Linked DNA regions of Homo sapiens: region 1 is linked to region 2. Evidence: read pairs that join two places in POLR2A ChIA-PET (ENCODE). Cell type or tissue: A673. All regions are shown on one strand. Each heading gives the region's core, and the rest is flanking DNA. Links, peaks and the distances in the headings are about the cores only.

Region 1 (8,000 bases), core at 1-8,000, 130 kb after region 2:
ATTAATTTTTGGGACAGGGTCTCATTTTTCACCCAGACTGGAGTAAAGTGGCCCGATCTGGGCTCGCTGCAGCCTGGACCTCCTGGGCTCAAATCATCCTCCCAACCTCAGCCTCCTAAGTAGATGGGACTACAGGCGCATGCCACCATGCCAGGCTAATTTTTTGTATTTTTTGTAGAAATGAGGTTTCGCTACGTTGCCTGCTGGTCTTGAACTCCTGAGCTCCAAATGTGATTATTTTATATGGAAAGTAGATAAATCCCAGTGTTCAGTCTTCCATCTTAGGCCAAAGGTTCTCTTCCTTGTCTTTCTTTGCATGTTATTCTTAGTTTTTGCTTGACTTTTTAAGTGTACCTTGTCTTAGACGCCTTCCCTGACTGCTTGTTTCTTACATTCTGTATTTATCTCTGTCATTCTGTATTATACTGGCTCATCTCATTATTAGACAGTGAATGCCTGATGATGAGGAATTTTGTTTTATCCTTTTTATCCTTAATGCAGCATGATATCTGATATGTAAAGGGTGCTAAATAAATGTTTATTGAATAAATACATGAAAAAATTAGTATAAATGGGGCTGAATGCGATGGCTTATGCCTGTAGTCCCAGCACTTTGTGGGGCCAAGATGGGTGGATTGCTTGAGCCCAGGAGTTCAAGACCAGCTTGGGTAACATGGCAAAACCCTGTCTCTAAAAAAATACAAAAATTAGCCAGGTATGGTGGCCTGTGCCTGTGATCCCAGCTACTCTGGAGACTGAGGTGGGAGGATTGCCTGAGCCCAGGTGGTCGAGGCTGCAGTGAGCTGAGATCGTGCCACTGCACTCTAGCCTACACAACAGAGTGAGACCTTGTCTCAAAGAAAAAGGAAAAAAAAAATTAGTGTAAATGGGAGTGGTCTGTAATAGATACCTAGTCATCAAACTGGCACAGTAGTTTTGCAGATAAGAATCAGGAGCTTGAGATGGTGGCACATGCCTGTAATCCCAGCCACTCAGGAGGCTGAGGTGAGCTGCTTGAGCCCAAGAGTTTAAAATCAGCCTGGGCAGTAAAGCAAACTCTGTCTCAAAAAAAGCAGAATAATCTTCCTGCGGGGCTACCAGTCTGTGGGGGATTTCATTTTCATAGAGATATAACCACTTTTTAGTTCATAAAGGCAGCTTTGGAGACTGATATGTCAAACATTTTATAGAAAAGAAAATCAGCAGTTTAATTTTGTGTGATTTTGCTTTAATATTAAGCTGACATGACTGTTCTGTATATTGAGGGATACAATTTATCTTAGCCTAAGTCTTCTGGTATGATAGAATGTTTAAATACTTACAAACTGAGAAATAGGGGAGGCTGAGTGGTGAGTTGCATATCTTTAGCTACTAAAATGTGTTTTTTGAATAGGTAAATATATTTATGTAGTTCAAAATTTAAAAATACAAACAGCGTATATTATGAAGTGTTCTTACCTTCATTTCCCTCCAGCTGTTCAAAAACTGATTAGCTTTTGGGGTTCCCTCTCCAGAGCAACCAATTTTATTAGTTTACAAATAGTTGTGTGTGTGTGTGTTTGTACTTTTACTTGGATTCTTTTTTTAAAATTCTGCTAAGCTGATTACTTGTATTGGTGTAAAGAACAGCTGAATCAAAATGTGTGATTTTTTTTTTCTCCCCCCAGATACATCAAATTACAGAATGGCTTGCAGGCACTTCTGATTTCAGACCTAAGTAATATGGAAGGTAAAACAGGAAATACAACAGATGATGAAGAAGAAGAGGAGGTGGAGGAAGAAGAAGAAGATGATGATGAAGATTCTGGAGCTGAAATAGAAGATGACGATGAAGAGGGTTTTGATGATGAAGATGAGTTTGATGATGAACATGATGATGATCTTGATACTGAGGATAATGAATTGGAAGAATTAGAAGAGAGAGCAGAAGCTAGAAAAAAAACTACTGAAAAACAGGTGCGAGTCATGTCTGTTTTCTTCTAATTTGGGAATTCTTTGGGTAACTTCTAAACTCAAGCTTTATTTTTTAATGGCAAAAAGGAAGTATATAGTTATCTTTTGGTCTTCAGTAAAGGTCTATTCTGTATCAGGATTACATTTTGAAAACATTTTCCTCCAATTATAAAAGTAGTAAATGCTCATTATATAAACTAATGGAATATAAAGAAAACAAAAATATAAAAATCACCCATAGCTATATCTCTCAGAGGTAATCAACACTCAGAGGTATTTGAATTTATGTGTATTTGTATACATTATATGTTTTAAAAACAAATACTGGTAGATGAGGAGCTGCAGAATTCTTAGCCTGGATTAGAGAAATAAGAGTATGTTATCCTTGGTGAGACTGGAAAAAGAAGAAGAAAAGAATGGGGCTAGTGTGAAATCTTTACATGGGCCTAGGGCTCTAAGAGTTATTGTATGGGTGGCTTCTATATAGATAATTAGATAATTGAGTTTGATTTAGCACTTTATATGGGAACGCAAAGGTCTGGACAAATAAGTACTTTGGAAGAGTTGAAATAGAAACTGGGCAGTTAAGCTTATTTAATATGTAACAACCATCAGTGGATAGATAAATAAGTCTTGATAGGGAGAATTTCTTAATATCTTTTGAAGAATACCTCCATTTTCATAGTAGGGAGTACCCAGAGGATAATTTTCGGAGCCAGTACAGTGGAATTGACCAGCAAAAGTTAGTTAAAGCTAGTTTCTTGAATATTGATAATATATTCAACATGGTACAGTCTACATACAAAGAGGCCGAGATGGGCAGATCACTTGAGTCCAGGAGTTCTGAGACTAGCCTAGGTAATGTGGTGAAACCCTGTCTCTCTAAAACATTAAAAAAAATTAGCTGGGTGTGGTGGCACATGCCTGTGGTTCCAGCTACTTGACAGGCTGAAGATGGGAGGATCACCTGAGCCCAGGGAGGTTAAGGTTGCAGTGAGCTTTGATTACACCACTGCACTCCACCCTGGCCAACAGAGTGAGACTTTGTCTCAAAAAAAAAAAAAAAAAGAAAAAGAAAAAAAGTGGTCACCCTTAAAGGTGGGAAGAGTTGAGGTATAAGTAGTAGATATGATTTAATAGTTATTCTTCTTGGAAAAAATTATTTTTTAAAAAGAAAGATTGTACCAGTTTTTTACTAAGTTGTTGGATTGAGTAATATTTTTAAGAAGCTTTTTCCTGTTTACTACTCAGATTATTAGTGATCCTGTTTTTGGGTAGCATGATAGACCAAGTATTAAATAGTTTTAACTTGGAAGGCTGTAGAGATGAACATCAAAACACTGGGGGAAAAAAAGGTATATATATGTCACTTGATAGTCTGTATGCTAAGGTCTCTATGAACAGATTGGAAATTAATAGATTCACTTTTAACTTAAAATAGATCTCATAATTCCAAATAGAGCATTAATAGGAAGAAATTATAAAAGTCACAAAAAAAAAGAACACTGACAGTCAGGAAACCTGGGTTCTACTTCTGGCTCTGTTCCTTTCTTTCTGCGTGATTTTAGGTGTTTTCATTTTCTTTCTTTTTTTTCTCAGTTTTAAAACAAGAATATAAAATTCTGAGGCCTATTTTAGCTCTAAGCCAGACCATGTTATAACTTCTTAACTGAATACTTCTTATCTATACTTTTTTTCTATATCTTTCCATCTATCTGTAAGTAGCTTTTCCCATGATCTGACTTGTTTATATTTCCTATTAACTGACAAAGCATTTAAAAACAGTTAAAAATTGTCTCGACAGGCATTTTAAATGTCAAGACATTATAAAATACTTTAGATTTATACAGCAATTGTGAACACCTTTGACAAATGAACATGTCTGTTCAGCCTTTTTGGTACCCCTTTTTATTTTGCTTAGGTAGATCAAATTCTAAGTTGATCTTTTCTAGCAGCAGGGTCAGAGTCTAGTGATCGTTTTTAAAATGGCTTAGATGCTACCTTTCTTTTCTGAGAACTCAGTGTGATATAATCCTTATAAGATATTGACAGCTAATTTTATGGATTATCCTACCGGGACAGTGGAACCTAAGTAGTTTGAAGACGAGAAATTGTTTTGATTCAGAAGCAATGGGTTCACTAGTGAAAGGAAAGATCCCACGATCGTAAGTGGTAAATGTTTATATTTGTTGAATAACTCTCTGAAAAAAGGAAATAAAGTAGATTAGCCTTGGTAAGAGGTGGCTTAAGAGTGGTTTTATGATCTAAGTTTTATTTGAAAAATGTGTGAAACTTGTTTAAGGTAAATGTGAGAATTAATAAAGGAATTGAGAAGAAAGATATTTGATCGTTTTTTGAATAACATTTACCTAATTAAGAAGTTAACTACTTTTCTGAGGCATCTTTTTTATCCCTCTCCGTTTTCCTCCTCCCAAAAGAAGTTGTTCTTGATTTTAAAAGTTTGATAAATTAACAAGGTTGAAATTTGAATATGATATACATTGAATTAAGATTTGTTCAGGGCTTTCTTAATTCAGTTCTCAAGTATGAATTTCTCAGGTCTGAATTTTTTAGGTAGAAAATTCTCAAGTATGAATTTCTTTTCTAGCAATTGCAGAGCCTGTTTTTGCTGTGGTCAAAGCTGACTGATAGACTGTGGTTTAAGTCAACTTATTCAAAAATGTCTTCAACCCTGCTGGTCGAGACAAGAAATCTTTATGGGGTAGTTGGAGCTGAAAGCAGGTTAGGCACCTATTAAAACATCACAGAACAGGTTAGATTGTGGTTTGAAGAACTGGATATTCCCCAATGTTTTAACTGAGTTTATGTGCCTAAGTCTTCAAAATGGGGTTTATAGTATCAAGTGAGGCTGTTTGGTTCTTCTGAAAACACACTCATTTTCTGACACATGGCTAGACTTTATGCCAGGTACATGCTATTTTTGAAAAGCTCTTTTTTAAGAGGTAACTGTTTATTAAAACAATCTGTTTCACCAAATATGTTAGCCCTGTAAAATTGACATTTACAAAAGTTTGAAGAAAACAAATTTGGGAAAGTTAATAATTCGCCTTTCTATCTTCAAGGATTCAAATTGACCGTTTTTTCTCCTTTTTTTGTCTTTTAACTTACTGTAATTATGCCCCAATAGTTCGGGTGCAGTGGCTCACGCCTATAATCCCAGCACTTTGAGAGGCTGAGGTGGGAGGATTGTTTGAGTCCAGGAGTTTGAGACCAGCCTGGGCCTCATAGCAAGACCCCTGTCTTAAAAAAAAAAAAAAAAAAAAGTCCCAATCATTTTAAGTGCAGTTTGGTGTACCTCTTGGCCATCAATTTTGTTAAAAACTCTGATTTTCCCAAAGTATTGGGAGAATATATACTGATAAGTAATATATGCTGTATATCTTCAATTAGAAGTGAAGAACTAAAAAGCCTCTTTAAAATTTAGTTATACTTTTTAATAGCTACCGATTTTATCTTTTTTTATCACTTACTATTTTTGTTAGATGTTTTCCTAAAATGTTATCTTATTCTATCTTAACAAAATTTTCTAAGTTACATGTTGACAGGTTTCACATCTAGTAACTGAGTCACTCAACACAAAGCTTTTAATTGCTTAGAGATCTTCAGAGATATCTATCTAGATATGTTACTTCCGCAGATTTCCAAAATCTAGTAATTCAGGGAAAAAACTTGGTTCAGAATTATGAAATGCTGACATGAAATGATATTTGGGTGGGCTGTCCAGTCCCTCTTCCCTTTTTTTCTGTCTGTTTCTGCTTTTTTTCCTTAGGTCTGCACCTGTTCAGCATTTGGCAGGATGGCAAGCGGAGGAGCAGCAGGGTGAAACTGACACAGTTCTGGTGAGTTTCACTTTGCTGCTCCTCCTGATTCTCAGGGAAAGAATTTTGTTACTCCTATTGGAAAACATCCATCTCCAAATGAATCCTTAAGATAAGATGCGAATATTATTCCTTTAGGGTTGACTCAACTATTTGTATGTGTTCTAATTACTCCAGTCTGCAGCGGCTCTTTGTGTTGGAGTTGGGAGTTTCGCTGATCCAGATGACCTGCCGGGGCTGGCACACTTTTTGGAGCACAGTAAGAATTTGTAAAATATCATTCCTGGTGTGTTTTTTTCCCCCCTCCAAACTTATATGAATTGATATCAAAGATTAGCAAGTGATTTGACAGAAGTATGATATATTTAGCAAGAGAAAAGGCTAAGAAAAAATCCTTGATTTATGAATATCGTGGGGGAAACAATCTGAGTGTACTTATATTGAGAGTTAGAATGAAACCACACAGAAAACTTTTAAACTGTAGATGTCACTATTGTTGAGCTATGTTAAGGCCAACGGATCAGGAGATGATTGCCATTTTCTAGGAAATGACCAGTCCTGGGGAGGGCAGTCCCTTCCAGGGTTAGCAAGGCCCCCAGCCAAACATCAGAAATACAGGAATTCCCTGGGTGAGGTGGCTCACGCCTGTAATCCCAGCACTCTGGGAGGCTGAGGTGGGTGGATCACTTGAAGTCAGGAGTTCGAGACCAGCCTGGCCAACATGGTGAAACCCCATCTCTACTAAAAATACAAAAATTAGTTGGGCGTGGTGGCATACACCTGTAGTCCCAGCTACTTGGGAATCTGAGGCAAGAGAATCATTTGAACCTGGGAGGTAGAGGTTGCAGTGAGCTGAGGCTGTGCCACTGTACTCCAGCTTGGGTGATAGAGCAAGACTGTCTCAAAAAAAAAAAAAAAAAAACAAGAAACAAAAAAAACCTAGAAATTCAAAAGGCATGATTAATATAAAAACAAAACAATAGAAGCTTTTCATTTAATTTGGAATGTACCTAAATAAAACTTACACGGGGCCGGGCGCGGTGGCTCACTCCTGTAATCCCAGCACTTTGGGAAGCCAAGGCAGGTGGATCACCTGAGGTCAGGAGTTCGAGACCAGCCTGGCCAACATGGTGAAACTCCATCTCTACAAAAACACAAAAATTAGCCGGGCATGGTGGCGCACACCTAGAGTTCCAGCTGCTCTGGAGGCTGAGGCAGGAGAATCACTTGAATCCAAGAGGCGGAGGTTGCAGTGAGCCGAGATCACGCCATTGCACTCCAACCTGGGTGACGGAGCGAGACTCCAGCTCAAAAACAAACAAACAAACAAAAAAACTCTATGTGGATGTTATATAGTTACAAATATTTATTTTTATTTTACAAATATTTATTTTAAATTACTCTTTTTTTAATGGTCTGGTTTTCTAAAGTATTTGAGGGTATACTTCTTACTTTGTGAATTTTTATAGTAGCCATTAATCTGCATATGTTTGTGCTTAAATTTTAATCTCCTTAAATTTAATTGAAGAGATTAAGTTGTAACAGCAGTAGCAGTTAATCTGCATATATGTTTGTGAATTTGTTTGAATTTTAATCTAATTAATAAAAGGTGAATTTTAATCTATTTAGACTTAAATATATTTGTGATCTCTTTATAAGTTATATGTTCGTCTTATCTTTCTTTAAAGATGAAATTTTTTTTTTTTAGTATAAAAGTAACATGAGCATAATAGAAAGTTACAAAATCAAATGTAATGAAGAAAGTATTATTTAGGGTCAGGTGTGGTGGCTCACGCCTGTAATCCCAGCACTTTGGGAGGCCGAGGTGGGCAGATCACTTGAGGTCAGGAGTTGGAGACCAGCCTGGGCAACCTGGTGAAACCCCATCTCTACTAAAAATACAAAAAATTAGCCAGGCATGGTGGCAAGTGCCTGTAATCCAGCTACTTGGGAGGCTGAGACACTTGAACCCAGGAGGTTCAAGAATCACTTGAACCCAGGAGGCAGAGTTTGCAGTGAGCCAAGATTGCACCACTGTGCTCCATCCTGGGCAACAGAGTGAGACTCTGTCTCAAAGAAAAAAAAAAGAATTCAGACATAACCATTTGATGTGTTGGTCTATTTTCTTTCAGTTTTTCTATGCATATAAGAAAGTTCATGTGTGATAAAAATATTTTCTATATCTTTGTGTTGTGTGACTTTGTGTTC
Region 2 (16,023 bases), core at 3,249-11,248:
TTTGGACTTGATCTTTAGAGCTGTGGAAAGCCATGAAAGTTTCTATGTTTTATTTATTTTATTTTTTAGAGATGAGGTCTTGCTCTGCTACCCAGGCTGGCATTCAGTGGCATGATCATGGCTCCCTGCAGCGTCGAACTCCTGGGCTCAAGTGATCCTCCCACCTCAGCCTCCTGAGTCATAATAGTTTTTGAAGCAAGAGAATGATAGCCCTTTACTGAGTCTTTCCTTGGATGTGCATGTGTTTGCTGTTCTTGGCTTTTTTTTTCTTTCCCCAAAATAGCTCAGGAGCTGCTTCCTCCAGGAGCCTCTCCTTGATCACCGGGCCTCCAGGCTGAATGAGATGCTTCTCATGGACTTCCTCAGCCAGGACTCCTCTGTCTTATCACTTATCTACTGCTTTGTTACTCTGTGTTGACCCACCTTTTATTCTAGTTTTTGTCCACCTAGAGGTCAGGCACCATGTCTGACTCATGTTTGTAAGCCCCATGCCCAGCACAGGGCTTGCCCCAGATCAATGTGCTCAGTAAATATTTGCTGAAGGAATGAATGGGAGGAGCTGGGTTCCACCTCAGTGCTGAGACAACATTTGGGGCAGGTGTAGTGATGGGGTGATTCTGAGTAGTGTGCATTTCCTCAGTGGTGCTGGAGTAAGGAGTGAGTGTGTGAATGGTGGGGTGACCATTAGAAGGATGGTGACTCAGGGTGACACCGAAGGTCTGTTCCTGAGTGACTCTAGGTCTCTCTTGCAGATGGCTTCAGTGACAGATGGTAAAACTGGAGTCAAAGATGCCTCTGACCAGAATTTTGACTACATGTTTAAACTGCTTATCATTGGCAACAGCAGTGTTGGCAAGACCTCCTTCCTCTTCCGCTATGCTGATGACACGTTCACCCCAGCCTTCGTTAGCACCGTGGGCATCGACTTCAAGGTGAAGACAGTCTACCGTCACGAGAAGCGGGTGAAACTGCAGATCTGGGTGAGTCCCGGGAATCTTGGGCAGGATTTTCCTGAGAAGCGGCTGGCCTGCCAGTACAAGGGCTTAGAGGTGGGGCCAGCTTGGAACTTCTGGGCCTTACAGCATCAGGCATTAATGCTGTTTCAGGTGTGGCCCCTGGGCTACCCTCTGCTAGTTTTATACAAGTTTGCTCTCCTCCAGGGGTTCAGTTGCTTCTGCTGTTTAACTATCCAGGAGGTTTTATGTTGGCTTGTCTAAATGAGTGACCAAGAAACTGGGGCTTGGAGTTAGAGACTTGGGTTCAAATTCTGCTTCTACCACTTACTAGTCATGGAACTTGACTGAATTGCTTAACTTCTCTGGGGCACCCTTTCTCCTTTGGGGATTGTAATAGCATCTACATCATAAGGCTGTTGGGTCCTTAGGTCCTTGGCTTAGTTCCTGGAACATAGTAAATGCACACTAAATGTTAGCTAAGGTATCAGTTATCTACTGTCGTATAACAAATCACTTCATAAGTTCATAGTGCCAGACTGGGCAACATTGTGAGACCTCATCTCTCAAAAAAATAAAACAAATTAGCTGGGCATGGTGGTGGGCTCCTGTAGTCCCCATTACTTGGGAGGCTGAGGTGGAAGGATTGCTTGAGCCCAGGAGGTCGAGGCTGCAGTGAGCCATGATCATGCCACTGCACTCCAGCCTGTGCAACGGAGCGAGACTCCATCTCAAATAAATAAATAAATAAATAAATAAATAAATTGGTAGTGTCAAACAACAATAATAATTCATTATCTCATAGTTTCTGTGGATCAAACATTTGGGAGTGGTTGGGGCCTCTCATGAGGTGTAGCCAGATGTTGGCTTGGCTTGCAGTCATCTGAAACATACACTGGAGCTGGAGGATCTTTTTTTTTTTTTTAAGACGGAGTCTTGTCCTGTTGCCCAGGTTGGAGTGCAGTGACATGATCTCAGCTCACTGCAACTTCCGCCTCCCGGGTTCAAGCGATTCTCCTGCCTCAGCCTCCCGAGTAGCTGGGACTACAGGTGCCCGCCACCATGCCCAGTTAATTTTTGTATTTTTAGTAGAGATGGTGTTTCACCATGTTGGCCAGGCTGGTCTCGAACTCCTGACCTTGTGATCCGCCCACCTCGGCCTCCCAAAGTGCTGGGATTACAGGTGTGAGCCACCGCGCTTAGCCTGGGGCTGGAGGATCTTAAGACTGCACACTCACATGTCTGGTGCTAGCTGTTGGCAGAAGGCCTTACTTCGTTCCCATTTGGCCTCTTAGAGTGTCTTCACAGAGCTGCTGAAGTGTCTTTATTTGCATAGCAGCTGGCTTTTCCCAGAGTGAGAGATGTAAAAGGCCAGAGGAAGTGGCAATGTCTCTTATGAGTTAGCCTTAGCCTTACAGCGTTCTGTTGGTCACTGATTCAGCATGGGAGGAAACTACACAAAAGTGTGGATATTGGGAGGAAAGTATCACTGGGGACCATCTTGGAAGCTGGCTGCCACAGCTACTATTATTATTAGTATCTGCCAATAGTACTAATAAATTATGCACATATTTTAGATGATATAGCAACATGTAGATCATATAGTTTTCAAAAATGAATTAGTACCTGGATTGGAAATTTTGAAAATTTGTGATTTAAAGTATTTAAAACATGTATTATTATTATTTTATTTTATTTTTTTCGAGACAGAGTCTCACTCTGTCACCTGAGCTGGAGTGCAGTGGCACTATCTTGGCTCACTGCAATTTCCACCTCTTGGGTTCAATCGATTCTGTTGCTTCAGCCCCCCAAGTAGCTTCAATTATAGGCGTGTGCCACCACGCCTGGCTAATTTTTGTATTTTTAGTAAAGATGGGTTTTCACCATGTTCACCAGGCTGATCTTGAACTCCTGACCTCAGGTGATCCACCCGTGTTGGTTTCCCAAAGTGCTGGGATTACAGGCGTGAGCCACCACGCCCAGCCAAAACGTATGTTATTTATTATCTTTCTATTCTGCGTGTTAAATGTACATTAATACATTATGCATATATCTTATTGGGGCAGTCTGTATGTAGTACTTTTCTTTTTACAAATTATTTCCCATATACTATCTCACAATTAACACTATGAAGTAGGTACTACTTTAATACACTCCTGTTTTGCAGGATAAGAAACTCAGAGATTAGTTAACTTGCCTTAGGTCAACAACACTGCTATAAAGTGGGATTTCAACAAGATCTTCTGATTCAAAAGTATGTGCTCTTTTCTCTACACTGTGCATCTGAGGTATTATAGAGTTCATATTTCCCTTCATGATAATGTCAAATATTATATAGGGATAAAAGTTCATTTTGTTCATTTGCTCTCTATTAAAGGCATTGAGGAGTCAGAGATCATTAGAAATAGAAGAAGCTATACGGGTCGTCTAGTTCACTGATTCCCAGACCCATGGCATCAGCATCACCTTGGAATTTGTTAGAAATGCAAATTTTCAGGCCCACCTCAGAACTATTGAGTCAGAAACTCTGGTGGGTGAGTGACAACCATCTGTGCTATAACAAATTTTCCAGGTGGTTTTGTGGCTGGCTAACATTGTAGAACCACTTAGTTTAACTAGCTTGAGGTGAAAGTCAACATGCATTTACTAAAAGCACCTATTAGGTGCCAGGTGCTTTCACTTGTGTTATTTGATATCATCCTTACAGTTCCATGCACAGGGGGATGTGAGAGCACAGAATATTTGGGGCATGGTGAGCAATACAGTAAAACTGGATCAAGGTTGTGAAAGAGCAGAGAGTGGGTGCTGAGAGAAATTTGCTGGAGAGGCTATAGGTGGCAGATTGGGGGTCAAAGAGATCTTCCACAGCAAACAGAAAGTTCTTGTCATCGGTCAGAGGATTCATGCTTGATGATTCCTTAGGGAACTGAAGAAATTATTAGAGCTTACTTTTAATCTTTGAACATAAGATATTTTTTACTGATATTTACTATGTGGATTGACAGAAGTGTCTTTGTTTGACCCCCATATCAGATGGTCAGATAGCCTACACTCAAAAAATCTTGAGATAGGAGGAGGCATTGTGCCCTTCTGAGGGGTTGACAGTGGACTGACTCACTTCTTTGTTTATGTTCAGCCAATTGTGAGCTTTTGTGGTTTTCTTGTGCCTGGGTAAGTGGATTTATTGATTACATGGTCTAGTTTTAACTAAATGAAACCTCATAATGGATATGTGGCTTTTAAAGAGTCCTATAAAGAAACCTCTGATTGAAGACTATGCTAGAAGATTATAGTGAATCCAAGTGAGCATAAAGAAAATGGCTGAACTGGTGTTTTTCCAACTCCCAACACAAGTTCATTGTCAGCCACGTTTCGAGGTAAAATCAATGATAATCTAATTAGATACGACATAGTCAATCTCCCATCCAAGTACTAACCAGGCCCAACCCCTCTTAGCTTCCGAGATCAGATGAGATCGGGCGCGTTCAGGGTGGTATAGCCATAGATGACATGGTCAATCTCATTGCTTTTGCTGAAGGAAAATTAGCAAAGGGTTTTTATGTGTGTGTATGTGCTTTTATGCAGCAAAAATAAAGTTTTCTGGACTATTCATGAATACATTAGATTTTAAACATTTAAATATTGTTTATTTTAATTTTATATATTTTAATATCTTGTGTATAGAAGTAGACATATAGATATATAATCTAAAGAATACACATATACTGTGTGTGCTGTACCTACATTTTTCTTACTTAAAGGGATGTAAGTTGGAGACCACCACCATAGGCACTGGGGAGCCATAGAAGGGTTTAAACAAGTTAGATTTGCATTTTAGAAAAATTCCTGGCTTCAGTTTGAAGGGTGGATGGAAATGAGGCAAAGAAACCAGGGTTTTGGATCCAAACTCATCAAATTGTATACATTAAATAAGTGAATTTTTTTGTGTATCAATTATACCTCATAAAGGCTATCTAAAAATTAATAAACAAATATAGTAGTGACCAGCTATAAAAGAAAGGAAGCAAGCAAGCAAGCAAGGACTTGGGTAAATTATATGGGGCTGAACTAAGTGTATTATTCTGCTCTGGCTGCCATAACAAAATACAATTGAAATTAATTTTCTCACAGTCTGGAGACTGGAAGTCTAAGATCAAGGTGCCAGTAGGGTTGATGTCTGATGAGAGCTCTCCCCTCGGGCTGCCTTCCCACTCTGTGTTCTTGTGGCCTTTCCTTGGTGCATGGGCATGGGGGAGAGATAGTGCAAACTCTTTGGTGTCTCTTCTTATAATGATATGAATTCTGTTGGATCAGGAACTCACTCTTATGACATCATTTAACTTCGATTACTTCCTTTGAGGCCTCATCTCCAAATACAAGCACACTGAGGGATGAGCAACACTCCAACTCAAAAAAAAAAAAAAAAAGAAAAAAGAAAAAAGCATAGTGTATACTGTATAGGATTAGGTACTATCTAGGGCTTCAACATACACATTTTGGGAGGACATAGACATTCAGTCCATAACGCTAAGAGTGACAAAATGACATAAGGGATGGAAATGAAGAGAGAGATTTGGAACTAGAATTTACAGAATTTGATGATCAATTGCTGTCCCCTCTTATCCTTGGTTTCACTTTCCAAGATTTCAGTTACCTGGGGCCCTCTAGATCTGAACATACTAAACAGAAAATTCTAGAAATAAGCTAATAAATTTTAAATTGCACACTGCTTTTTTTTCTTTGAGATAGAGTCTCGCTCGGTTGCCCAGGCTGGAGTGCAATGGCATGAGCTCAGCTCACTGCAACCTCCACCTCCCGGGTTCAAGCAATTCTTCTGCTTCTGGAGCAGCTGAGATTACAGGCGTACACCACCACGCCTGGCTAATTTTTGTATTTTTAGTAGAGATGGGGTTTCACCATGTTGGCCAGGCTTGTCTTGAACTTCTGACCTCAAGTGATCCACCTACCTCGGCCTCCCGAAGCTCTGGGATTACAGGCGTGACCCACCGTGCCTGGCCTAAATTGCACACTGTTTTGAGTAGCATGATGAAATATTGCACTGTCTTGCTCTGTCCTGCCCAGGGCGTGAATGATCCCTTTATCCAGCATATCCGTGCTGTATTTGCTATCTGCCCATTAGCCACTCAGTAGCCATCGTGGTTATGAAATTGAAAAAACATAGTGTGGTCTGGGTGCAGTGGCCCACGCCTGTAATCCGGCACTTTGGGAGGCTGAGGTGGGAGGATCATGAGGTCAGGAGTTCGAGACTAGCCTGGCCAACATAGTGAAACCCCACCTTTACTAAAAATACAAAAAATTAGCTGGGCGTGGTGGCAGGCTCCTGTAATCCCAGATACTCAGGAGGGTGATGCAGTAGAATTGCTTGAACCTGGGAGGCAGAGGTTTCAGTGAGCCAAGATTGCGCCATTGCACTCCAGCCTAGGCGACAGAGCGAGACTCCATCTCAAAAAAAAAAAAAAGAAAAGAAAAAAGAAAAAGCATAGTGTATACTGTATAGGATTAGGTACTATTTGAGGTTTCAGGCATCCACTGAGGGTCTTGGAACTTATCCCCCAAGGATAGGGGGAGACTGCTTTCATTGTAAAGGGAAAGGGGGAACATTTATGTGTGTTTATACATATCACTTCTGTACACAAAAGTTTTGTGATTTTTTTTTTTTTGGTTTTGTGAGCTTTGATAAATCACTTCATTTTTATGACTAGTTAATGTCTTCAACTATTAAAGCCTCATAGGTTTGCTGGTGGTGAGGGGGCCTAAATGTGATAACATAATACTGTGTCTGGGGAATGCAATAAATATTGGGTTCCTTCCTTTCTCTACCTTTGGGTCCACATGGAAGGGGTCACTGGGTTGCTTTCTTTCTTTTTTTTTTTTTTTTTTTTTTTGAGACGGAGTCTCGCTCTGTCACCCAGGCTGGAGTGCAGTGGCACGATCTCAGCTGACTGGAAGTTCTGCCTCCTGGGTTCACGCCATTCTCCTGCCTCAGTCTCCCGAGTAGCTGGGGCTACAGGTCCCAGCCACCAAGCCCAGCTAATTTTTTTTTTTTGTATTTTTAGTAGAGACGGGGTTTCACCGTGTTAGCCAGGGTGGTCTTGTTCTCCTGACCTCATGATCTGCCCGCCTCGGCCTCCCAAAGTGCTGGGATTATAGGTGTGAGCCACCGTGCCCAGCCACTGGGTTGCTTTCTGAAGTTTTCCATCTGTGGTTCCAGTGTAGGAACAGCATTTAGTGACTCACTAGCACAGTATGAAGTGTTCAGTTAAATTCCTCCAGCCTATTTGATCTCTCTTAGGGGATTCCAGACACAAGAAGAGGAGGTTATGAGCATTGCTGAGCAGGGCCACCCACAATAGGAATTTCTGTCATCTCTGGGGGATGAGGGTCTTGGGAGTGCCTTATTGCCTGGAGCCCCTCACCACAAAGGTCCCTGAGAGCTCCCTTTGTTTCCTGAGAAGTTAATGATTGTGGATCAGAGAAGAAAGTCTTACTGGGGAGGTAGGGATAGGAGAGAAGCCTCATTATTAGGGAGCGAGAGCATGCACAGGTGTGAGAGGAGACTTGGTAACTCCACAGCAACGGATCCAACTAGAGGCCACTTATTGCTGGGTGCTGGTTGCCAAGCAACCCCTGGAGACCTTGTGGGAATAGAAGAGTGGAGGGGGCTTCCACCACCTCTATGTGGGGCCCATTGCAGAGGCTGTCTGGTGCTGATCAAGAGAACAATCCAGAGGATTGAGCTCACCTAGGACTCTGGGTCCTGGATTCTAGTTTTTGTTTTTTTGTTTGTTTGTTTGTTTGTTTTTTGTTTTTTGGGTTTTTTTTTTTTGAGATAGGGTCTAACTCTGTTTCCCAGGCTGGAGTACAGTGGTGCGATCTCAGGTCACTGGAACCTCTGCCTCCTGGCTTCAGGTGATCCTCCCACCTCAGCCTCCCTAGTAGCTGGAACTACAGGTGTGCCTGGCTATGCCATGCCTGAATAAATTTTGTATTTCTTGTAGAGACTGAGTGCAACCAGCACCCAGCAGTAAGTGGCCTCTAGTTGGATCTATTGCTGTGTTGGTGATGATTTAAAAGCTCTTAGTGTAACTAAAGACATACATAGATAATGTGCATAAAGCACTAACATAGTGCATGGCACAGAGTAAACACTCAACAAATCGTAGTTTTTATTAAGGTTCTAGGGAGATTGATAAATAGCATTCCTTTTCTTCCCCACCTAAACCCATTGAGAAATAGATGCAGGAGTCAGAGAGATGGGGCGTAATGGAAAAAAAAAAGCCTTATTACTCATTAAAGCGAGGATGAAGCCATGGCTAAAGTCTTCCGGCAAGTGCAGCTTGCTCATACTTTACTCTGGAGTCAGAAAGACACACAAACCCAGTCATAGGCCAACGTGGGCCGCTGGCTATAATTAGCCCGTACACCATTCACTCAAAGTCAAAGTCCATGTGGCCCAGATTTACTAATATTTAAGGCCTAAAGCATTCCACTCAGGTCTGTAGGAGAAGCCTCTGTCTCCATGGACAGCCTTCCTCATAGACAGAGAAAGGAGGGTCCCTCCTCCAACAGCTCTTTTTTAAATTATCATTTTATTCATGTATTTAATGTTGAGACAGGGTGTCCGAGGCTGGAGTGCAGTGGTATGCTCATGGTTTACTGCAGCCTCGACCTCCTGGGCTTAAGCAATCCTCCCACCTTAGCCTCACCAGTAGCTGGGACTATAGGTGTGTGCCACACCATGCCTGGCTAAGTTTTGTATTTTTTGTAGAGACAGGGTTTTGTCATGTTCCCCAGGCTGGTCTCAAACTCCTGAGCTCAAGTGATCTGCCTGCCTAGGCCTTTCAAAAGTGCTGGGATTACAGGTGTGAGCCACTGCTCCTGCCCAATAGCTCTTACTATAATTAAAGACATAGATAAGAGTGACCATGGGTTCCAAAGGAGGGTTAGACAGAATGACAAACAATGGGACAAACAAGAGGAGTCTTAAGAGATTTCCTGGGAATCTGAATTCCACAGTGATGTGAGTAACTCCTCATATAAACAGGAACTGAGAACAAGGTCAAGGTGAGATGGGGTGCTGGGCAGTCAGCAAGGTTCGCTTATCAGTCATCTGCCTTATGTCCACACAGCAGCCTCCATGAAATGTTAGGTCACAACATGGCTTTGGAGTCATTTATAAATATTAAAGCTAGTGAGTATTAAATCTGGGAATGTCAAGGATCTGTATCTTAGGGCCAGTAATATAAGAATAGCTGAAATGTAAGGGAGTGTAGGAATGTGGGAAAGGTAATCATACCAGAAACTTGGAAGAAGGAGGATTGTGGCTCTTCAGCAGCCATTTAACAAATATTTACTGTGCCAGATTCTGGGGATAGAGATATTAATATAAATGTGACATTCCCTGCTCTCCAGGAATTAATGAGACTGAAATTATGAGCCCAATAAATGAATACCATAGCTCTCTTGTTCTGATTAGGGGAAGAAGAATAGGATATCAAGAGACTTTTCCCTAGAATTTAAGAATGTACAGTCATGGATTATTATATGAGATTGGGTAGCTGTCTAATAGGCTTCTCTATTAGTTTCCTGTTGCTGCACTAAAATTACTACAAACTTAGTGGCTTAAGACAACACAAACTTACTATCTCACAGTTCTGGAGGTCGGAAGTCTAAGGTGGGTCTCACTGGGTTAAAATCAATTTGTTGGCTGGTTTCAGTCTGTGTTCTCTCTGGAGGGCCTCATCTGGGGGGCATCTTTAATTTGCCTTTTCCAGCTTCCAGAGGCTGCCTACATCCCTTTGCTTGGGGCCCCTTCTTCCATCCATCTTCAAAGCTGCAGTGGAACATCTTCCAACCTCTCTGAACCTCCTCCTTGTCTCTTATAAAAACACTTGTGATTATAATGGGCCCACCTAGGCATTCCAGGTCAATCCTGCATTTTCAAGATCCTTAATTTAATCCCATTTGCAAAAATCCCTTTTGCCATGTAAGGTAACATATTCACAGATTTTAGGGATTATATATTTGGGAGACTATTATTCTGACTACTACAGCATCTGTTAGTAACATATAAAAGACCTGGTTGGGCGTGGTGGCTCATGCCTATAATCCTAGCACTTTGGGAGGCCAAGGCAGGAGGATCACTTGAGCTCAGGAGTGAGACCAGCAACATACTGAGACCTTGTCTCTACAAAAAATTTAAAAATAAGCTGTGTGTGTGGTGGCATGTGCCTGTAGTCCCAGCTACTCATGAGGCTGAGGCCAGAGGATCACTTGAGCCTGGGAGGTCAAGGCTGCCTTGAGCTATAACCACACCACTGCACTCCAGCCTGGGTGACAGAGCAAGATCCTATCTCAAAAAAAAAAAAAAAAAAGAAAAAGAAAAGAAAAGAAAAAGGAAAATACCTGATATAAATTCCCTCATCCTTTAAGACTCTGAAGCAGGTAATGTCCATGTTTTAAGTTCACACTGCTGATTAAGATTTCCTGTTACCTTGTTAGGTGTCAACAAGCCTGTGAATTTAGAGCACATCACATCTCAGTCTCTCATTTTATTTAATTTAATTAATTAATTTATTTTTTGAGGTGGAGTTTTGCTTTTGTTGCCCAGGCTGGAGTGCCATGGCATAATCTTGGCTCACTGCAACCTCCACTTCCTGGGTTCAAGCGATTCTCCTGCCTCAGCCTCCCGAATAGCTGGGATTACAGGCATGTACCACCATGCCTGGCTGATTTTTCTATTTTTAGTAGAGACAGGTTTTCACCACGTTGGCCAGGCTGGTTTCAAACTCCTGACCTCAGTTGATCCTCCTGCCTCGGCCTCCCAAAGTGCTGGGATTACGGGCGTGAGCCACTGTGCCCAGCCTCAGTCTTTCATTTTAGACAGGAGGAGGCTGAGGCTCAGAGTGAGATAGGGACTTTACTGAGGGCTCATGGTGATGTCCCTTGACCCATTCCAGTGCTCTTCCTGCCACCTTCAGGAAGGTGCAATCTCGTCTTGAGTGTAAGCTGGAGACCTGTGGAGAGATCAGCGGGCAGCACAGAAGAGTCTGGAGGCTGAACAGGGAAACTGGGGCTCTGACAAGTCTCTGTGGCTCCAGGAATGTGAAGACAGTTCCTGAGTACACCATCCTGTGCTCAGCTCTTATGATAATCAGAATTGATTTTTCTAGGCAGCAAGTTTCCTGGTGTGGCTGCAGAAACATGCTGACACTTTTATCTCCCCAAAGCCTGTAGGAACCAGCTGCTGAGGAAGTAAGTTTAATCTGATTTTAAAAATCACAACAAAGACCATGGGGAGTCAAATCAGGCTTAGTTGGCCTCTGTAATTTTCAAATGAATTAACAAGCCATCCTGATTGACTATTGAAGGGGTCTCCAAGACACACTATTTAGGGCCACAACCCCCTTTCCTTCCATCCAAACTGGCATGGGAGAAAAAGAAATAATCTACAAGCCATTTGTGTATTCATTAATCCATTCAATAAACATGTGTCATGTACATATTATATGCGAGGCACTGTCATGAGAGGGCAAAGAAACAGCTACAATGTGATAAAAGCGATGTAATAAAGGGATGAAGAAAGTGTTGTAAGAACAGCTACCTCCACCTGGGAAAATCATTGCAGGTCTCACAAAGGAGGGGACATTTGAGCAGGGTCTTGACAAATGAGTCTGATTTTTTTCAGGTTAATGTAGAGTAAGAGCTTTACAGGTGGAAGAAATGACATTTGCAAGAGCATAATTGCTTTCAAGGACCCTTTGTGTGCCTAGCTGTGCTAGGCTCTGCAGCGATTGGTGAGACAACATCCCTGCCTCTTAGGGGCACTCAGTGAAGCAGAGGAGAAGGGGGATATACACCAGGCACGCACACATTGAAATGCATTGCAGACATTGAGCAGTGGAATGACATGCTCTGTCTTACATTGTTTTAATAAATTTTTAAATCTTTGGGTAATTTTAGGTTTATAGAAAAGTTGCAGTGATAGTGTAGAGTTCCCATGTGTCCTTTGCCCAGTTGCCCTAATGTTAACATTTTATATAACCATGATACATTTGTCAAAACTAAGAAATTGACATTGGTACAATACGATTAAACTACCGTCTTTATTTGAATTTCACTAGTTTTTTTTCCACAAATATTCTATTACCATTGCAGGATCCAATCCAAGATACCGTATTGCATTTAATAATATTTTTTCAATTGACATATACCTTATATACCATAAAATTCACCTTTTTTTTTTTTTTGAGATGGAGCCTTGCTCTGTTGCCCAGGCTGGAGTGCAGTGGTACATTCTCGGCTCACTGCAACCTCCGCTTCCCGGGTTCAAGCGATTCTCCTGCCTCAGCCTCCCGAGTAGCTGGGATTACACGTGCCCCCCACCGCACCCGGCTAATTTTTGTACTTTTAGTAGAGACGGGGTTTTGCCATGTTGGCCAGGCTGGTCTCGAACTCCTGACCTCGTGATCCACCCACCTCAGCCTCCTAAAGTGCTTGGATTACAGGCGTAAGCCACCGGGCCAGCCAAAATTCACCCTTTTAAACAGTATAGTTCAGTGATTTTTAGTATATTTACAGACTTATGCAACTATCATCACTAATTCCAGAACATTTTAACATTTTAGTGACTTACATCTTTCTTTCTTTCTTTTTTTCGTTTCTTTTTTTTTTTTTGAGACAGAATTTCACTCTGTCACCCAGGTTGGAAGTGCAGTGGCGCAATCTCGGCTCACTGCAACCTCTGCCTCCCAGGTTCAAGTAATTCTCGTTCCTCAGCCACCTGAGTGGCTGGGATTACAAGTGTGTGCCACCATGCTAATTTTTGTATTTTTAGTAGAGACCATGTTGGCCAGGCTGGTCTTGAACTCCTGGTCTTAAGTAATCCACCAGCCTTGGCCTCCCAAAGTGTTGGGATTACAGGCGTGAGCTACTGCGCCTGGCCAGGTGACTTACATCTTAACACTTAACAGGATTTCTCTGAGGCAGAGTTATGCCTGTTTCAAGAATAAATTATGAAGAGCAAAGTGCAGAAGCAGGGAGAACCAGTTAGGATTTGTAACAATTGAGGCTGGGAATGATGGTGGCTTGAACTAGGGAGGTAGTAGCGGTAGTAGTGAGAGTAGTCAGATTTTGCATGTATGTTGAAAATACTGAATATTGAATTAGATGTGGAGAGAGAAAGAAGGAGAGAAGTCAAGGATGTTGCTGAGGGTTTGGGCTGAGCGACTAGAAGTTTGGAGATTCCTCTAACTGAGATGGGGAAGACTGCAGGAAGAACAGGGTTTAGAGAGAGAGAGTTGGGGATTCAGTTTGGTTATGCTAAGTTGGAGATACCCGTTAGATAACCAAGTAGAGATATGGAATAAGCAGTTGGATAAATGAGTCTGCATGTATATGTTAGCAAGTAGTATTTTAAATGATGAGACCAAATAAGATTAACAAGGGAAAGAGTGAAGGCAGGAAGAAGAAAAGGTTCACAGACTGAGCCCGGAGACATTCCAACACCAAGGTGTTGGGAAGATGAGGGAGAATCGGGAAAGGAGACTGAAAAAGAGCAACTGAAATGAGAATGTGTGGTGTCCTGGCAGCCAAGTGAAGATAGTTTTTCAGAGGAAGGAGAGATCAACTGTGTCAAATATGGCTGCTAGGTTATGAATATGGGAACTGAGGATTGACTGCTGTATTTAGCAACATAGAGTACATTGATAACCTTGATACAAGTTGTTTTGGTGGAGTAGGAGGGGTGAAAGCCTGGTAAAAATGGCAGAAGAGAAATTGGAGACACCAAGTATGACACAGCACTTTGAAGGATGTTTGCTCTAAAGAAAAGGAGACAATTGGGGTGGTAGCTGAAGGTGAATGGGGAAGTGAATCAGAAGAGGTTTTTGTTTTTTTAAGATTTGAGAAGTAGCAGCACGTTCGTATGGTGGTAGAACAATTGAATAGAGATCAACAAAGCAAGCCAACAAAGAAACAAAAATACAAAGCTGATGATTTGGAAACAAAGGAGAACTGCTGGGACAATATCCTTGAACTGGGGAGAGGGGATAGGATTACATGCAGAGGGTGAGTCCTTGGTAGGAGCACAGACTGTGCACCTACATTCCCAGGGGAGAAAGCAGAGGGTTTGGGCACAGGTGCAGCTTGGGGTTCCATGTGCTGGTTCGAGTTCTCTTAAGTACAATTTTCTGATGAAGCAAGGTCATCAGTGGAGAGTGAAGATGAGGGAGGAAGTTTGGAGAGTCGAAGAGAGAGGAGAATGTCATTTAGGAAGGTGGGAGAGTGAATAGACTGTGGAAATGTAATTTGATTGCTGATTAGCATTAAGACTTCATTTGAAATTAGTGATCATAAATTTAAATTCATCAGCTCATGAATTTGAAGCATGGTTGTGTGTTTTTCTCCAGCCATGTTTTGCTCTGAGGATAAAGGCATAGAATAGGCAAAGAGTTGACTTTAAGTAAAGTGTGGTTTTGCTGAGTATAACAAAGCAAGAGGGCCTGGGGAGTCAGGGGCATGTGAAGGGAGGCTGTTGTCATGATTGACCTTAGAATTCAAGTTGGGCCAAGAGGGAGGTAACAACACAAGGGATGAAGGACAGTGAAAAGGTGGTAGGGAAAGAAGACTGTTGATGCTGGGAATCTACAAGGAGTGAGCTGGAAAGAGCATAGTGGTCTGAGTATGAGAGGCTTGAAATTACTATTGGTAATGATAAGGTCCAGGATATGACTGTGAGAGTGAGTTACTGAGGTGGGGTCAGAGATCAATATCACTGGAGGAGAAGCATTCAAGGAAATGAGAGTCCAAGGTGATGGAAGCCTCATCTATGTGGATATTGAAATCACCAAGAATTATGGAGAGAGTAACAGTGAAGCAGAAGCTGTTCACTGGCCAGTAGAGGGATAAGTGGGTGGTATAATCTCATGATATTGAAAGCTGGAGGTGTTTTGTTTTGTTTTTTTGAAGGAGGGAAAGAGAGTGATATGAAAGCAGGGGTGAGAAGCAACAACATCTATCCCACCTCCAGCCCGCTGATTCAAGGGTGATGAGAGAGGAAGTGAGCAACAATTTAGAGGCTTTAGGAGAAGCCATGTCCTCAGGGAGAGCCGGGCTTTGATTACAGCAAGGAGGTAAAAGAAACGTTCGGATGAGAGGCTGAGCAAAAATAGATTTTTCTGATGACTGACTGAATTTCAGAAGACTCAGAGAAAGGTTTCAGTGGGGAGGGGAGGAGACAGTGTTAGAAAAGATGATGATGTACTGAGCTATATGGCAATTGGAGTCCAGTGATCAGGGATGGCTTTGGAGACATGGGCTTCTTGCCATAATTGACATGAACAGAGGGATAAAGAGAATACAAAACAAATTATAAAGCAGACAGGTGGTCCCAGGACAGACAGTGGTTGTGTGGCGTGTGTGGGAGGATCCCTGCTTCCTTTTGATCCCTGCATTTAGAGGCCCAGAGTCTGGCAAAAGTGCCATTCTTATTCTGAATGCCTGGCATCCCTCTTGACTTCACACATCAATAATTGTGGCAATGAACAGCAGCTTTCATTTAGACCTTCACCTGTAAATGGGACTAATACTATCTCCCACAAAGCTGATGTGAGCTGACAGTGGCACGGGCTTTCATGCCAGCACTGTGCTCAGTGCTTTTATGAACTGATTTCATCCTGACACTAACCCTGTGAACTAGGTGCTGTTATTATCCCCATTTTACAGAGAAGTAAACTGAGGTCCAGAGGAGTTAGATGGCTGTCTCAAGTTCACACAAATAGTAAGTGGCAGAGTCCAGATTTGAATCAGGGTCTATCTGGCTTCAGTCTGGGTGCAGTGGTTCATGCCTGTAATCCCAGCACTTTGGGAGGCCAAGGCAAGTGGATCATTTGAGGTCAGGTGTTTGAGACCGGCCTTGCCAACATGGTGAAACCCTGTCTCTACTAAAAATACAAAAATTTAGCGGGGCTTGGTGGCTGACACCTGTAGTCCCAGCCACTTGGGAGGCTGAGGCAGGAGAATCACTTAAGTTCAGGAGGCGGAGGTTGCA

What was found. Peaks named below come from ENCODE experiments on the same cell type or tissue, not always from the same donor. Only the 100,000 strongest peaks of a DNase experiment are listed, where the experiment ranks them.
Region 1: POLR2A ChIA-PET joins it to region 2 with 10 read pairs; 2 of 35 experiments call an interaction of 5 or more read pairs at or near these places.

What each region holds. Positions count from the first base shown.
Region 1 is chr1:51,834,182-51,842,181 of GRCh38, reverse strand. It overlaps NRDC (nardilysin convertase), which reads left to right. Exons shown (of 31, transcript NM_001101662.2): 2 at 1,668-1,956; 3 at 5,970-6,051. It overlaps MIR761 (microRNA 761), which reads left to right and starts at 5,780; the gene lies at 5,780-5,838. In A673, for the core only: no CTCF peak of the experiment used is centred there; DNase peaks (open chromatin) are centred at 881 and 5,871; H3K4me3 peaks cover 6,346 bases; H3K27ac peaks cover 7,382 bases.
Region 2 is chr1:51,961,847-51,977,869 of GRCh38, reverse strand. It overlaps RAB3B (RAB3B, member RAS oncogene family), which reads left to right. Exons shown (of 5, transcript NM_002867.4): 2 at 753-980. The coding sequence starts at 753. It also overlaps the pseudogene RNA5SP48. Among named protein-coding and RNA genes, the nearest start is that of RAB3B, 21 kb to the left of the region's middle. In A673, for the core only: no CTCF peak of the experiment used is centred there; a DNase peak (open chromatin) is centred at 11,189; H3K27ac peaks cover 654 bases.